Linked DNA regions of Homo sapiens: region 2 is linked to region 1. Evidence: chromatin loops called from intact Hi-C (ENCODE). Cell type or tissue: CD14-positive monocyte. All regions are shown on one strand. Each heading gives the region's core, and the rest is flanking DNA. Links, peaks and the distances in the headings are about the cores only. Region 1 holds the start of LOC124903341 (a long non-coding RNA gene). Region 2 overlaps PCNX1 (pecanex 1).

What was found. Peaks named below come from ENCODE experiments on the same cell type or tissue, not always from the same donor. Only the 100,000 strongest peaks of a DNase experiment are listed, where the experiment ranks them.
Region 2: a loop joins it to region 1, with 4 times the contacts of the local background. A loop is called at or near these places in 57 of 110 quality-filtered maps.

What each region holds. Positions count from the first base shown.
Region 1 is chr14:70,820,723-70,823,627 of GRCh38, forward strand. It overlaps LOC124903341 (a long non-coding RNA gene), which reads left to right and starts at 1,151. Exons shown (of 2, transcript XR_007064246.1): 1 at 1,151-1,400. RefSeq lists a silencer at 1,071-1,270. In CD14-positive monocyte, for the core only: no CTCF peak of the experiment used is centred there; a DNase peak (open chromatin) is centred at 1,419; H3K4me3 peaks cover 1,708 bases; H3K27me3 peaks cover 2,500 bases.
Region 2 is chr14:70,910,654-70,913,558 of GRCh38, forward strand. All of the region lies in intron 1 of PCNX1 (pecanex 1), which reads left to right. Among named protein-coding and RNA genes, the nearest start is that of PCNX1, 4.6 kb to the left of the region's middle. In CD14-positive monocyte, for the core only: no CTCF peak of the experiment used is centred there; no DNase peak of the experiment used is centred there; H3K4me3 peaks cover 447 bases; H3K27ac peaks cover 382 bases.

The DNA.
Region 1 (2,905 bases), core at 272-2,771:
GTTCAAGACCAACCTGGGCCACAAAGTGAGTCCCTCCCTGTCTCTACAAAAAATTAAAAACTTTGCCAGATATAGTGGTGCACACCTGTGGTCCCAGCTACCAGGAATTCAAGGTTACAGTGAGCTATGGCACCACTGCGCCACTGCACTTCAGCCTGGGAGAGGGAGTAAGACCTTGTCTATTAAAAAAAAAATACAGACTCTGGAACCAGGTTGCCTGAGTTGAATCTCAGTTCTGTCCAGTTCTGCCATGACTCACTGTGTGGTCTAGGACAATTTACTTAGCCTCTCTGTTAAGTCTTGGTTTCTTCAAGTGCAAAATGGAGATTTTAAATAATCCTAACTACCTCCTAAACTAGCTTAGAGATTAACTGAGATAATACGGAGGCAGCCCTAAGAGCAGTGCCTAGAACATAGTGAGCCCTCAATAAAGGCAGAAGGGATCGTACTACCTGGTTGGGACTTTTTAGCCAATTTTACTAATAAGGAAACGGAAGCCCAGGGAGTTTATTCAGTGTGGCTAAGTACTAAGGAACAGTACTAAGGAACAGAAGCCCAAGACCCAATCAGGGGTTCCTGCTTCTGACTCCAAAGCTTTTCCCACTCAGAATCCACTTCCTTAGGGAGTGTGGGTTTTATGTTAAAACAAGCCAAACTTTCGCACCGGCTCTTCTGGTGTCTCCTAGCTTTGCTTCTGAGAAAGGACAGCTGAGGTTGGAGGGAATAACAGCAAAAATAATTGACATTCTTGGGTCCATCGGTCGGTGTGCCGGGCCTGTGCCAAGGACTTCACCTGCCCTTCCCATTCAATATTCACCAAAAAACCTATGTGCTAGGTACTTTGAATAACCACTTTATATAAAAAGTGGGGTGCAGAGCCACTAAGCAAGCAGGGGTGGCGTGTGTCGGAGCCAGAATCCATTATCGGCTCTCTGATCAGTTTACCCCCAGGAGGACCTTTCCCCGACCCCCTACCCCGCCGGGAGCAGCCTATCTTCGTGCAAAATGCACCGAGCTACATACAGAGGCTGCCTTCCAGGACTCAGCGCGGAGGGTTAGGCTGCCTCGAACCCCATTCTGGTAACTCCATCCCAGCTGGGACGCCGGGCCCTCTCCGCCCCTTGCGGCCCACCCCTCCCCTTCTGCCCCCCAACACGGGGACCGGGCGGGCTCTCGGTCGGCGCCACCGCGCCCCCGCATCAGGATCCTCGGCGCTGACGTTCTCTCCCCAGGGGGAGGAGGGGCCCAGGAAGGGTTAGGTCCGCAGCCAGTGCGGAGAAAGGGCCCTGGGCTCGGCTCCCACGCTCGGGCAGGCCTCCCGCCGGGGGATCGGAGCTGCGGTCACTCGCGGCTTCGGGGCCGTGGCGTCCCGCGCACAGCTTCCGCGCCTCTGCAAGGCGGTGAGTCGTTTCTTCCCGGCACAGGAGGGACAGTTTCCCCACGTGGACGCGGGGCTGGCAGCGGGAGGGGCAATAGCGCTGGCGGAGCTTAGGGTTTCGCGGGAGCAACCAGCGCGCGCCTCTCTCTCTCCCCTCCCCTCGCTCGCGCTCGCTCTCCCCCGCCCTCTGTCTCTCCCCTCTCTCTCTCTCGCTTTCCCCCCACTCTCTTGCTTTCCCCCTTCTCTCTCTCTTCCCCTCTCCTCTCGCTCGCTCCTCGTCTCCCCTGGCTCTCTCGCTCTCCCCTCTCCCCGTCTCCCCACGCTCTGTCTCGCTCTCCCCCGTCTCTCTCCCTCCCCCTCTCCTCCCGCTCTCTCTCGCTCTCCTCTCTCTTCTCCCCGACCCCCTTGCGTTCTCTCTTTTTCTCTCTTCCCTCGCTCTCCCCTCCCCTGCCCCGTCCCTCTCCTCTCCCCTCTCCCCACATCTCTCTCGTTCGCCCCTCTCTCCCCTCTTCGCCCTCTCTCTCTCCTTCCTTCTTCCCACCCTCTCTTCCTCCGTCTCTCCCTCCCCGCCTCCTTTCCTCCTTCCCTTCACCCCCACTTTCCTTCTTCCCTCCTCCTCTCCTCCTCCCCTCCTCCCCTCCTTCCTTCCTCCCCTCCTCCCTTCCTCCGCCCCCTCCTCTTACAGGGAAGGATGCCCTCGGTTTCGCTGCGCTCTCCCAGGAGCGAACTCCCGCAGCCGCTCAGGCCAGCGCCAGAGACCTTGTCCCTACCAAGGCGGGCCGCGCCCCTTGGTGGGCTGGGCTCAGGGAGCGCGCTTTGCACGCTTCAGATGTCTTTGTGGGAAGCCTGGGAGTAGCTAGGTGTGAATGTGCTGCCCTTAATTTAAGCCACCAGTTGTAAATATGTGTTCTAGTGCATATTAATAACTCTCCCTCGACCCACTCGCCTCCTGCCACTCCAGTTGCTCCAACAGGGACCCCCTCTTCCCTTCCCTCGGGCCAGCAGCTCTTCCTGTACAGGAGAAGCGATCTGGGTAGCTCAGGAGCTGCCTGTAGGTCTGCGTATGGCCTGTTTCTCTTTCTTCCCCTCTGTCCCACACTCTCCGCTCACTCCTGTCTCCCTGCTGTCACTCTGCAGCTATGACACTAGATCACTAATAAGGGTAGGTGAGAAGGAAAGGGAAGAGGAAAAGAAAATAACAGCCATTTATTCTGATAAACCCTCAACATGTGACACCTGGGTTCCTTCCAGGCATTTGCTGTGAAAATAGGTGGTCCTGGTTCTCAGTAGTCCCAAAGCCTCTAGTCCGGATGGGGGTAGAATTGCCGCAGATGCGGAATCCACTAACAGTCGAGGAAGCTTATCTTCCTGGAAGCCTTCAGCCTCCCACTCCCACCTCTGCCCCATTCTGTTTGCTTCCTCCCTGTCTCAGCTTCTGCTTCTCTCCTTTTTATAACCTGCTGCTAAGAAAAGTCTGAAAACTTGAATTATAAATACATAATATATCAAGTATTGCCTGAAATAGAG
Region 2 (2,905 bases), core at 296-2,795, 90 kb after region 1:
TTTTAAAATAGTATGGTATTTATTCCTAACTGATATCTATTTATTTGTTTTTATGTCTTTCTTATCTTATTAGAATATAAGCTCTGAGAGGGCAGGAACTTAGTTTCGTTCACTGCTGTATTTTTAGGACCTAGATTAGTGTAAAGCACATGTAGTACTCCGATGAATGATTGAGAAGTGCACAAGACACAGCTTCTGCTTTCAAGGAACTTAAAATCTAGCCTGGGGGTAATGAGTTGTTACTGTTAGAACTGCTAGGAAAGGGTAAGTAAAGAGGGACCCTGATCTTATAGTCAGGGGATGAACCCTAGACCAGGGGTGGTCAGGACAGAGAATTTGTAAACATTTTAGGAAACATACTAGTAAAAGGTAGATAGTTTGAAGTATACACCAAAAATAAAGCAAAATCCAACATTTTGTGTTAAAATCTCAGACAGCCATAGGTTATTATTTGCATGCTCTTACAATAATAACTGTAAGTGATAATGACTGTTTTAAAAGTACATGTATAGGTTCTTTAACCCCGTGACCTCATGAGGTTTTGCTGTTAGTAGGCAAGTTGTGAGCTGGGATTTACACAGAGCTTTCTGAAGGCAAAGTCACTGTACAGGCTGCCTTTTATTTATTCCCCCCCAAAAAGTGCCTAAATCTGTGGAGAGATCGTACATTAAGTTAGGAAACAGTCTTAGGACTTTATAGGATTCAAACACTTTTGGTGTTTATTTAGGAGCATTTGTGGATACTTTGAAAGGTGGACTCTATATACATCAACTAGTTAAAAATCTTTTAAGTAGTGAAAATGAAGAAAAAATTTTTGTTTCTTAATTCTGATTGTCCTGTCTGTTTCCTTTAAGGTACTCATTCTTTTTTATCTAGTTACAGTGATTTTTGTACATGTCACAGATGATGAGATTTTTGGGGGTGAGTGGCATTTTTGTATGGTGGAAAGCAGATTGGAATTAGTGTCTTGATTTTTGAATCTTGGCTTTGTTATTGATTGTGTGTCCTGTGGGCAAGACTCCACCTTTCTGAACCTTGATTTACTCATTTGTGAGATATTTCATGGGTGTTTTTCAAGAAAATATTTATGAAATAGAAGAAATTATTTACCTTCAGAATGGCCTTCAGTAAATGTCATTTGAAAAAATGGCTAATTGGAAGTGTTTCCTCTATAATGCTGTATGACTGTAGGAGACTAAATAGCTCTGGATTATTAAGTCAAATCATTTTCATAACATATTGCTCAATATATTGTTTTCCTCTGTAAAGCAATATATCCCTAGGTGATGAAATAGAACATTAAAATTTATGGCTGGGCGCGGTGGCTCACGCACTTTGGGAGGCCGAGGCAGGCAGATCATCACGAGGTCAGGAGATCCAGACCATCCTGGCTAACACGGTGAAACCCCGTCTCTACTAAAAAAACAAAAAATTAGCCGGGCATGGTGGCGGGCGCCTGTAGTCCCAGCTACTCGGGAGGCTGAGGCAGGAGACTGTTGTGAACCTGGGAGGCAGAGCTTGCAGTGAGCCAAGATTGTGCCACTGCACTCCAGCCTGGGCGACAGAGCGAGACTCTGTCTCAAAAAAAAAAAGAAAAAAGAAAAAAAAGAACGTTAAAATTTATTACGTAAGTGGTTCCCAGACTCCTCCAGTTGACATCAGAATCACTTGACAATGTTAATGATGTGCAAGCCCTTTCTTATTCGGTAGATCTGGAGTGTGGCCTATTGATTTGTATTTTATAAACATTCTAGGTAAGTTTAAATAACTTGATCAATATTCCTAACTACCAGCCCCTGACTGACATCCAGCTGCTACTCAACGTACCTCTTGGCTGTCTCACAGGCATCCCAAAAGTATCATGCCCAAAAGCTTCTGAATTCCCCCCTAAACAACACTGCCACAAAATGTTTTTCCTCACTCTGTCATGTTAGTTAATGGCACTGTCTGTATCTAGTTGCTTATCCCCCACCCCTTGCTTTTGAGCAAATCTTACCACTTTCTGCTCAGAGGAAAAGACATAAATCTGTGTCATTCTTTTAAATATTCTTTAAAGATTTTCTTTGGCACTTAGAAAAAAATCCAGAATCTTTATTAAGCCACCAGAGCTTATTCTGCCTTTGTTTACAGTTTGTGCAGTTTTCCCACTGTGCTGTAGTCACACTGGCCTTTCTGTTACTTTAGCCCACTGAGCCTTTTCCTCCTGTGAGACCTTTGCACGTGTTGTGCCTTCTGAAAGGATACTCTTCCTTCTTGCTCTTTGCAAGGCTGGCTGCTACTTAATCTTTAGGGCTGGACTTCAGTATTATCCCCTCACAGAGGCTGAGCCTGATAACCATAAATAGGTTCCCTCTCTTTTTTTTCATCATTCCATTCCATAACTTTCTTCCATAGCACTTAACACAAACATATATTTTTTGTTTGTTTACTTGTTTGTCCTCTCGATCATCCTCCACTTCCATACCTTGTAAGTTCCATGAGGGCAGGGGCCAGGTCTGATTTACTCATCAGTGTTTATCAAGTGTCTGCATGACTGCCTGGCTCATATTAGGATCTGAAGAAGTATTTGTTGAATGAATTTTTTATTATACATGTGAAGCTTTTTTAGACTTGTTAACTGATGTAGAATAGTTGGAGGTGGAGGGAGGATTGTGGTAGGCTGTATCATATGGTGGAGCTGCTTACTTAGGGGTTAGGTTCGGTGTCAGTCTCTACAAGACAAAAATCAAATATAAAATTACTGAAAAATCAAATACAAAATGACCCTTGAAAAACACTTAAGTCATTGAAAGTGCAGTACGTATGGCTTTTTGTGCATACAGCTGTGTGGTTATACATACATACATGATATATACAGTAATATATACCACATAAATCTGTGGAGAGATTATATTCAGACTCTAAA